Linked DNA regions of Homo sapiens: region 2 is linked to region 1. Evidence: read pairs that join two places in POLR2A ChIA-PET (ENCODE). Cell type or tissue: OCI-LY7. All regions are shown on one strand. Each heading gives the region's core, and the rest is flanking DNA. Links, peaks and the distances in the headings are about the cores only. Region 1 overlaps EMB (embigin). Region 2 has its middle 12 kb from the start of PARP8.

The links. ChIA-PET counts read pairs that join two places held together with the same protein. Peaks named below come from ENCODE experiments on the same cell type or tissue, not always from the same donor. Only the 100,000 strongest peaks of a DNase experiment are listed, where the experiment ranks them.
Region 2: POLR2A ChIA-PET joins it to region 1 with 7 read pairs; 12 of 35 experiments call an interaction of 5 or more read pairs at or near these places.

Annotation. Positions count from the first base shown.
Region 1 is chr5:50,430,371-50,435,750 of GRCh38, forward strand. All of the region lies in intron 1 of EMB (embigin), which reads right to left. Among named protein-coding and RNA genes, the nearest start is that of EMB, 8.2 kb to the right of the region's middle. In OCI-LY7, for the core only: no CTCF peak of the experiment used is centred there; no DNase peak of the experiment used is centred there; H3K4me3 peaks cover 2,395 bases; H3K27ac peaks cover 4,080 bases.
Region 2 is chr5:50,652,240-50,657,619 of GRCh38, forward strand. No RefSeq gene overlaps it. Among named protein-coding and RNA genes, the nearest start is that of PARP8, 12 kb to the right of the region's middle. In OCI-LY7, for the core only: no CTCF peak of the experiment used is centred there; DNase peaks (open chromatin) are centred at 1,912 and 2,835; H3K4me3 peaks cover 1,176 bases; H3K27ac peaks cover 371 bases.

The DNA.
Region 1 (5,380 bases), core at 149-5,148:
TTGAGATTTCCAGCATCATTTATTATTATGGTTCACAGTATCAGTAACAATAAGAGTGACATAAACTAAAGAAAAAATGCTTTCTGTCATTCTTATTCCTATTCCACTTAAGTAAGTGAATATACACAGTATCTCATGCACACTTGGTACTGATGGAGAATATGAAGCTGGGCAAACTTGGTCCTTAAAGGGCTATGTGGATCATAATAGTAGGGGTTTGGGTCCATAATTTGAGATTGAGAGTCATTAAAATTTCGAGCAGCACCCATTAATGCATAGTATATAACTATGCATTAATATATAACTGTATATATAGTTACAGTTATAGTCAGTATATAACTGACTATAGCCAGTATATTTTATACAAATTGGCACATGAGCTAGAGTATGAAGCCTGAGCCTGGAGGTGGAAGAAGGGTGAAGATAATTCCAGGAAGATGAGCTCCAATGCTGGGGCTATTCTCCCTTACTGATCACTAGGACTTGTCATGGATGGGCTCAACAGGGACCTGTGTTAGAACAAGGAGAGAAAATGAGTCTAAGTTTGGCTTTGGCAGAATCTAAGCTGATGACAGTTGAAGGATAGGAAAGGAAGGAAACACCAAGTTTCCAGAGGTAGGGAAGTCTGGGTATTTCCAGAATATACTAGCTGTTGAGGCCATTTACAATTGCTGGCTCACATATTAAAAATACAATCAGACATCCATAAACCAAACACCACCAGTACCTTAACTTCATATTCCCTTTAAGGCACTAATCTTGGTCAAGCTTCAGGTTCCACGGAAAAAGTGCCAAGTGCAAAAGAACACGTGTAACTGCTGTGTGACTTTTGCCTTGGGAAAAGTCCCTTAAAGAGGCAATATACAGAAATGCCTTAAGTGGAAAAGCAGGGCAACCTACAGAAGGTATTAGGACAGTAAAAGAAGTTCTTTGTTTAGGCAAGATTTTTTTAACCAAAAAAGTGAGAATGTAAACCTTATTGCTTTCAGTTGGAGGACAGCTGGCAGGAGGCTGATTCAGCTAACATTGGGGTTTAAAGGAAATTGGCAGGAGACTCAGGCAGATGTGGTTTGAATACTTCCCTAAAAGGATTAGGCTGAGTCACAAAAAGAAGTATAAAATGGAGAGGAAGGAATTTGGGGTCTTAATCCAAATTCTGTCACTGACTGTTACTTAGGGTTTCCAAACGCCATATGCCCAGCTCAGTGCTTTGAAAATATGTCTCCACTGTAAACCTCATCTGATAGGGAAAAAAAATGAGGATCAGAAAAGTTGTATAAATATGAGTGATGATGCCAAGATCATAACATGCATTTCTCAAGTTATCAAACTCACCCTTTCTTAATCATTGCTGGAAAATTTCCATATAGCATTCTTTTACAGGTAGAGACAAAAATATCAACATGAAAGAGTAACATCAAATAGTTGCTCAAGAGATTAAAAGACTTTTTTCTCTCTTTGCAGGGCAGTTGAGGCATAAGACTACTGCATCAAAGAAGTGAGTAACATCTTAATTTTCACCTGTTATAATTTTCTGTGAAATAGCAAAATGGTCTCTACTTAAATGTTTTTCACATATTATATTTTAAAATGTGTTGCTAGAAGGGCATATAATTTATTCTATTAACACTTTCAAGTGAAATAAACATGCTATAATTCTACTTAAAGGTATTAAGGTAACATTTTCACATATTTCATTTTGAGGACTTCATTTAATTGAAGTAAGTTGGGAAGAAAAATAAGTAACACTAGAAAACTGCATTGGGTCTTAAGATTTGCTTTTTTAAATCAGGAAATAAATGCAACTACATCTCTGATTAAGAATAAACATTCTCTCTAAAGCCCCCAAAATCCCTTTATTATATGTTAAAATCTTGGAAGGGTCTGAACTTCATTAAGAAAAAAATGTAAGAAGCAACTATTAGAATAAATATTATTCTTTATCTTTCTCATCTCTATACTGATTGCTATCAACATGCAGTACTTAATTTTAACATTCTGATATACAGCATTATAAATGTGCAACCCAATTACAGAAACACTGATAGGAATGAATATTACATATTATTCATAAAATAGAGATTTGGAAATAAGAATATATTTCTTCATGGAAGCAATGTTATATATAACCATGTGATCCCATGCCAAATTGTAAAGGCCACTTAAGCCATGATATGGTTAAAACTTAGCTTTAAAATACCTAATTACTAAGTAAAATACTGATTATACACAACACATGGAGAATTATGGGTTTTAGGAGCAGAGTAGCCCTATCCCCTGTCCATAAATGCAGCAGAAAGAGGAAAAAGGAAATAAGGCATCTCTGAGTCCTGGAAATTATACTCCAGAGAGATTCATCCAAAAAAGAAGAAAAACAAGTAAAAAAAAAAAAAAAAAAAAGCTTGTCAAAAAATTCTAGTTATCAGGGCCAGGCGCGGTGGCTCACGCTTCTAATCTCAGCACTTTGGGAGGCTGAGGCAGGCAGATCATGAGGTCAGGAGTTTGAGACCAGCCTGGCCAGCATGGTGAAACCCCGTCTCTACTAAAAATACAAAAAATTAGCCAGGCATGGTGGCATGCACCTGTGGTCCCAGCAACTTGGGAGGCTGAGACAGGAGAATTGCTTGAACCCGGCAGTCGGAGGTTGCAGTGAGCTGAGATCGCATCACTGCACTCCAGCCTGGATGACAGAGTGAGACTCTGTCTCCAAAAAAAAAACAAAAAACTTATAGTAATCCTGATGGGAACATTTATAAGTCAGACTTTCTAAGTCAGAGACAGATAACACTCCACACAGAGAACTCTTGAACTCTTGATATTTTCTGCACAGTATGGAAGCTATTGGACAAGAAGCCTTTACAGACAAGGTTTTTTTTTTAAGGCCTACTGACAAGTACAATGCACACTTTTACCAGTCTTGTAAAACTATTTTAAAAACCAGATGGTATAGGAATGGAAATAAATAGATCTCTTTAAAAAAATATAATTTTGGCAATAATATACGTTTCAAAGGGCAATGTAAAAATTCTGTTTCAAATCACCTCTACATGGGTCACTAAGATACTTTAACAGTAACTTATGCCAAATAAAAACTTATTAAAAAATAAAACCCCGAAAGTTAATAACTAAGATTTCTATTCTTTCTAAAGACTGTAGATTTGTTAAATGTTTCAATTGTTAGTCTATTCGATAAGAGTTGGGATTTTGTTCAGTGGCTCTCAACTGAGGGTAGTTTTGCCCCGCAGGAGACATTTGGCAATGTCTGAAAGCATTTTGCTTGTCACAATTGGGGGAAGATTACTACATTTATTTAGTAGGTTATATAAGTTTTCATAACAAATTACCACAAATTAGGTGTCATAACAAATGACTACAAATTTGGTGGCAAAAACAACAAAAGTGTATTCTTTCACAGTTCTGGAGGCCAGGAGTCTGAAATCAAGGTGTTGGCAGGACCTTCCTCCTCTGAACTCTTGAGTGAAGAATCCTTCCTTGCCTCTGCCTAGCATCTGGGAGTTGCTGGCAACCTTGGCATTCCTTGGCTGTTGGTAGCTGCATTAGTCCAATATCTGCCTCTGTCTTTACATGATCATCCTCCCTCTGTATATGTCTCTGTCTCTGTTCAAATCTCCTTCTCCTTTTTTTATAAAGACCAGTCATTAGGTTTAGGGCTTACTCTAATTTAGTATGACCTTATTTTAGTTCATTACATCTGCAAAGACCCTACTCCCAAATAAGGTCACTTTCACAGGTACCCAAGATCAGGGATTAAACATATCTTTTTGGGGTGTACAATTCACCCACCGCATATGTAGAGGCCAGGGATACTGCTAAACATTTTAGGATAACAGCTTGCCACGACAAAGAATTATCCAGCGGAAAATGCCAACAGTACCAAAGTTGAAAACCTTGATTTTGAACAGATACATCAGCAATACTGATTCTTCAATGTGATCATTCTTAATAATCTTCCAATGGCCCTGTGGCCCTAAATTCCTGTTCTGCATAGTTTAGGTGCAGACATTTTTAAAGTGTGAACATTTTTTGCCACCCTTCTCTCCCAAGAACACCCTCCTGCCAGGGGCCTATTTTGAGGACTTTTTATGAAGAAAAACCACATGCTGGAGGGACGCTGAAATGCAAACCAGGAAAACAGTTATAGCTATTAGCTATCTCATTGCTTTTGGCTAAGTTACAAAAGCACTTTGGGCTTCAAGATCAATGAAACAAGGTATCTAAATTCCCTTTCAGGTTCTCAGAAGTATATAATTGCAAGGCTATTAAAAGCTTCTGGTTTGGGATTAGGGACACATTAGTACAATAACCTCAATAACTTCAAAAATGCCAGGAAAATGCTATTTTCAAAGAAAAGAATAACAACTCTTTAAAGGTAACATTCATAATTTCTATTCTAACATTATTTGAGATGTTCTATGTTTAAATAGTGGCAATTTTTATTAGGAGTAGAGTTTATTTTTAGCAAAGTGTTGTGAGGTTTGTTCTCCTACATCAGCATATATGTCATAAGTTATTAATTTCTAACGTTCACCTTATATTGTGCCATATGTGAGACCAGCTGTACAAAGTTAATGTGAAAAGATTACACTTTAGAACAAATAGCCTCAACACATGTGATTTGTTTCTGTTGGAGGGCATATACACCTTTGGAAAATGATACCTAAGAACATTAACAGATTTCTCAACTACTGTTTTAGTTTAATACCTCGGTAAACTGAAGCTTTCTCAGGTAAACTAATTATTTTTGTTTCTTTTCAAACAATCTCAAAGTAGCAGAAACATTTCAAGAACAGAACATTTTCCCCTCTGAACCATATGAGTAAGTTTCTGACCTGATGCTTCATGCCCCACTAAAACATTACCGTCTATTTCCTACAAAGGACATTCCCCATACCATCACAATACAACCATTAAAATCAAGAAATGAATATATATGAAGCACCATCTCATCCCCACACCCCATCTAAGTTTCAAAAAAAAGTCCCTATAACGCACTTGGTAGCAAAAGGTTCCAGCTCAGAATCACACATTGCCGTTGGCTATCACTTCTCTCTAATGTGGCTTCACTCTGGACCTGTGACAGTCTCTTCTGACTTTTCCATAACCTTGACACTTTTTAAAATTCCAAGACAGTTCTGCTCTAATATGATTATATTTGAGGTAGGCATCTTTGGCAGGAAGATCATAGAAGTGATGCTGTGCTCTTCTCACCAGATCGTCTCAGATGGCATACCATTTTTTTGGTCTTTGATCATTTGATCAAAGTGCTGTCTGCCAAGCTTCTCCACTATAAAGTTACTCTTTTTCCCTTGATATTAGTAAGCATATTCTGAAGAGTTACTTTGAATCTTTAGTACTTTGT
Region 2 (5,380 bases), core at 281-5,280, 220 kb after region 1:
GTAAAGAATATCACTTCTTGGCAGGTCTGGAAACCTTGGGGTATTTTAGGGACCTCAAGAAGAGAGTAATTTATCTAAATCTGTAAATGTAACAGGTGCAGACTAATGACAAGTTTTGGGCTTATATCCCAGCCTCAAGTGGCTTTTAAAAGTTTAATCTGACTGGAGACAGTGGCTCATGCCTGTAATCCCAGCACTTTGGGAGGCCAAGTCAGATGGATGAGGAGGTCAGGAGTTCAAGACCAGCCTGACCAATATGGTGAAAACCCTGTCTCTACTAAAAATACAAAAAATGAGCCAGGCGTAGTGGCACGCATCTATAATCCCAGCTACTCGGGAGGCTGAGCAGAAGAATCGCTTGAAACCAGGAGGCGGAGGCTGCAGTGAGCCAAGATCGCACCACTGTACTCCAGCCTGAGAGACAGAGGGAGACTCTGTCTAAAAAAACAAAAACAAAAAGTTTAATCTGAGATTTCTTATCTGACAAACGCAACCTTTAAAAGAGCCTAAATGGTCAATCACTACTCTTACTGCACTTGTGTACATAACCAGTACAAGTTTAATGAGATTAAACTTATTTAGCAAACAAATCAATCTGACTTTGATTATCTTTGACAGAAATGAGAGTGAATATAGAGATAAAAGTTATGTTTTGGGAGAAAACTGCAGTGCACCCAATATTAGATTCTAGCCCTGTTTTTTTTTTTTTCCTGAGGTTTTATTATCTACCTGCAATCTGCAATAGATCCTCGATTTTTCTAGTTTACTACAATAGCTACAACACTCCAAATTAATATTTCATTTTTTTCCTGCTATTCTGGCTTGGAATCACTAAAATTATAAACTTTTCTTTTCTTGAAGTCCTTCAAACTGAAACTGGATGACTTGACATAAGCTTCAGAAAAATTACCACAACAGCTTGTGTGTGGCCCATCTTTATGGCTTTCAAACTGCAAACTAATCCAATGCCTCTTCTCACTCCAACTGAAGATACTACAAGCCCAGCATCTAGAAATTTTACTGATCAGCTGCCCTCTGGACTCAGAAACTGTCTTTATAATTCGTTCCAACTATTAATCTTTTTTAATTTTATTTTTATAGAAACTAAACTTCCCACATTGAAGGCCTGATAGCTCACACTATCCAGGAAATATCCTCTGCTACCAAGTCCCAACAGATGATTCAACTGGTCCTTAATGAATAAAAGGTGATCAAACAAGAAAAGAGACTTATATTGTTTGAAGGAAAGATGAATGTCTCTACTTTCCTTAAACAAGAAGTAGTACTAACAAAGATTCCTTGCTTGGCCAAACTTTAGTCAGGTGTCTATCTTCCTTGCAAAATCCAACTTTAACAAAGAACTTTTCTGAGTCAGTTTAGCAAGAACCCCCCATCTCCAATATCTGATCATCCTCCATATCTGATCAGGCTTCTCATCCTTTTATCATACCCCAGGTGATGTCTGATGACCCAGGCCTATCTTCAGCAAGAATCCTATTAGGTTGGTTTAGCCAGAATCTCCCTCTTCCTCCTGATTCTCTTGGTAATTTTCTATCCATTGACCCCTACACTGCTCCTTGATTATAAATTCCCACTTGCCCATGCCATATTTGGAGTTGAGCCCAATATCTCTCTTCAATGCAAGACGCCATTGCCATGGTCCCTATACCTATGGCAATGGTCCTGAATAAAGTTTTCCTTACTGTCTTAGTCTGTTATGTGTTGCTATAAAGAAATACATGATGCTGAGTAACTTATAAATAAAAGAGGTTTTTTTTGCTTATAGTTCTGCAGGCTGCACAAGAAGCATGGCCCAAGCATCTGCTTCTGGTGAAAGCCTCACGTGCTGCTGCATTCATGGTGGAAGGTGAAGGGGAGCTGCAGTGTGCAGATATCACATGGTGAAAGAGGAAGCAAGAAAGAGAAAGGGGGGAGGGGCCAGGTTCCTTTTAACAACCTGCTATTGTGGGAACTAATAGAGTGAGAACTCACTCTCCATCTCCGTCCAGAGAGTACATTACTCTACTCATGAGGGATCCACCCCCAAGACTCAAACGTCTCTCATTGGGGCCCACCTCCAACATTAGGGATAAAATTTCAACATGAGGTTTGGAGGGGACAAACATCCAAACTACAGCACTTACTATGCTTTTTTTTTTTTTTTTGAAACAGTCTTGCTTTGTTGCCCAGGCTGGAGTGGAGTGGCGTGATCTTGGCTCACTGCAACCTCTGTCTCCTGGGTTCAAGCAATTCTCCTGCCTCAGCCTCCTGAGTAGCTGGGATTACAGGCACATGCCACCATGCCTGGCTAATTTTTGTATTTTTGTAGAGATGGGGTTTCACCATGTTGGCCAGGCTGGTCTTGAATTCCTGACCTCATGTGATCCGCCTGCCTCGGCCTCCCAAAGTGCTGGGATTACAGCTGTGAGCCACCGCACCCAGCCTGTTTTGTAAATTCTTGAAGTATTTTGATTTGCACAAATTTGCCTATGACAGTTTCTTTCATGGATCACTCACTTTCATAAGAAGGAAGAAGAAAAATACATTTTTAATGGGTTTAAATTCACCAGGTTTTCCTACAAATGTTTTTCCATGGTAGTAACTAGGGATAGAAATATTCATTCCAATTCCTGGTTCTATTACTTTTTTTTTGTTAGTAATCTATAAGAAGTTTAAACAGATAGAGAAATTATTTTAAACACAGATTCCCCATGTGGGGCAGTCAAAAGGCCAAAGACCCAAGAGAAGAGAGCCAGATTCAAGGCAACTGAGATTAGCAACTGGGGAAAGAGAAGGCACTTTAACTGCTGTAATGTCAAGTAAGAAGTTTTCAAGAGCCCGTATACTGATAACACTTCAGGCTTTCATAAAAGCAAAACTCTAAATGGAAAACAACAAAGTGACTTTGAAAAGAGTGCTCCAATGCAGTTCCTTAATTCATCCAACTTGCATGTGCTGCTGTTGCTTTTACCATTTTATGAGTTACCATCTCAACAATCCTGGGAAGAACACTGCTCCTTTTGCAAACAGGTGAGGCACATCCTGTTCAAAAGCATTATAACTTTCTTTCTTTCTCTCTCTCTCCTTCCTTCTTTTCTTTCCTTCTTCCCTTCCCTTCCTTTTCTTTTCTTTCTTTCTTTTCTTTCTTTTTTCTTTTCTTTCTTTCTCTTTCTTTCTTTCTTTCTTTCTTTCTCTCTCTTTCTTTCTTGCCTTCTCTCTCTCTTCTTTCTCCTTCCCTCCCTCCTTCCTTCTTCCCTCCCTCCCTCCCTGGACTGACTTGACTTTCTTTCTTTCTCCCTTTTTCTTTTTCTTTTTTTTCTTTCTTTCTCTTTCCTTCCTTTCTCTCTCTTTCTTTCTTTCTCATTTTCTTTCCGTCTTTCTCTTTCTTTTCCTTCCTTCCTTCCTCCCCTCTCTCGCTCCCTGGACTTACTTTACTTTCTTTCTCCTTCCTTCTTCTTTTTCTCTCTTTTCTTTCCCTCCCTCTCTCCCTCCTCCCCTCCCTTCCTTCCTTCCTTTTTTCCTTCTTTCCTTCCTCCCTTCTCTCTTTCATGAATAAACTTTTCTCTATATATATTCATAGATTTGGAAGCAATGTGAAAATCTATTTGGTTCATGCCTCTGGTATTAAGCAGGACCACAGCTAAAATAACCTAGACAGAAAAGAAAAAATATGGCTAGGGCTGCCAACCTTTTTGTTGGAAGCTTGCTAATGTCAACATTACGGAGGCTGGTGTGCCAGGTGGTATGAGGAAATAGACTTGTACTATATAAAATATATGAGCTACTGGCACAGATTTAAAGTGGTGCTGCTGTTGTGGCCACACCTGGCCCTGATGGAATCAAGCTTAGATTGGGCCTGGCGTAGTTCTAGGGTAAACTATAGGATAAGATTGATTTGCTAGGACAGGTAATAACTTCCCTAGAACTGCAAGCATTTAATATAAAGTGACTATGCCACCTTCTGCCAAGTTTGCCATGCAAAACTATTGTTGAAGAATGCTAGCCAGCAGATATTCATCAAGTCATGTCATGCCTTCCCTTTCAAAATCTTTCAGTGGCTGAGAAATTTGGATTACTGTGCTTAATTTTTTTTTTCTTTTGAGACAGAGTCTCGCTCTGTCTCTCAGGCTGGAGTGCAGAGGCGCGATCTCAGTTTACTGGAACCTCTGCCTCCTAGGTTCAAGTGATTCTCCTGCCTCAGCCTCCCAAGTAGCTGGGACTACAGGCGCACCACCATATCCAGCTACTTTTTGTATTTTAAGTAGAGACGGGTTTTCGCCATGTTAGCCAGGCTTGTCTCGAACTCCTGACCTCAGGTGATCCACTTGCCTCGGCCTCCCAAAGTGCTAGGATTACAGGGGTGAGCCACTGTGCCCAGCCTGTGCTTAACACTGTCCCTTCATGATTTGATTTCCAGGTACCCTTACAGCAATATTCCTGTCGCCTTCATGCTTTTATATGGTGGCATGGCAAATATTTAATGGTCAGCTCTCTGGCAACAGAACAGAAGCCTTGCTTTGTACCGGCTCCAATTTCTGTGGTGTAAATACTCCCACCATGGCTGACATCCGCCTACCAATGTGAAATCCCTGAGTGTGAAGTTGGGAAGAGAAGTGCACAAGTGTTCTTGCAAGTTTATGTGAGCCAGCTCCAGCGCACCACTGTCTCTATGCCTCCCCACTACCTAGAATGTTCTTTACTTTCTCCACACCTAAATGTTCTTTACTTTCTCCACACCTACTCTTCCTTCCATACTCAGCAACTCTGACACCCTCAAACCTCCATCCCCAATTCAATCTGAGTTCTACGCCTCTTGTCTGTGTTCTATTTTGCACCTTGGAAGGTTTTGATCTTTCTTTCTTTTAACAAGTACGTATTGGGTGCTCTCTGTGTTTCACACATTAGCTTACGTCTGGGAGAAACACTGTTGAAGAGAGCAAATTACTCAGGCTTCAGGCACATTTGCTTAGCCTCTTACAAAGGCAGACAAGCAGTAAATGTGGTAAGTGCTATAACTGGGCTAAGAACAGAGGACGGGCACCGACATGGAGCATAGCCTGCAACTATAATTATTGCACTGAGAGAGTAAAATTAGAAGAAATCCAAACTGTGAGGAACAAAATCATCCTTTTTTTTAAATATGATTCACCCTCAAAAAGATGAGTGGCTATGCCAGATCCAGCCTAGGGAAATGCAGTGAATTGGTGTAGCAAAGGACTTTTAATCAGACTAGCAGTAGACCAATGAGAGATATTGCCTTCACCTTTCCCACGTGCTTCTCAACACAGAAATAGGTACTTGACTTGGGCTCAGCAAATCTTACTACCTCATCCACTTGGCAACAGTGCTTGTCCCAAAGATAGGCCCTTGATCCAAAGTG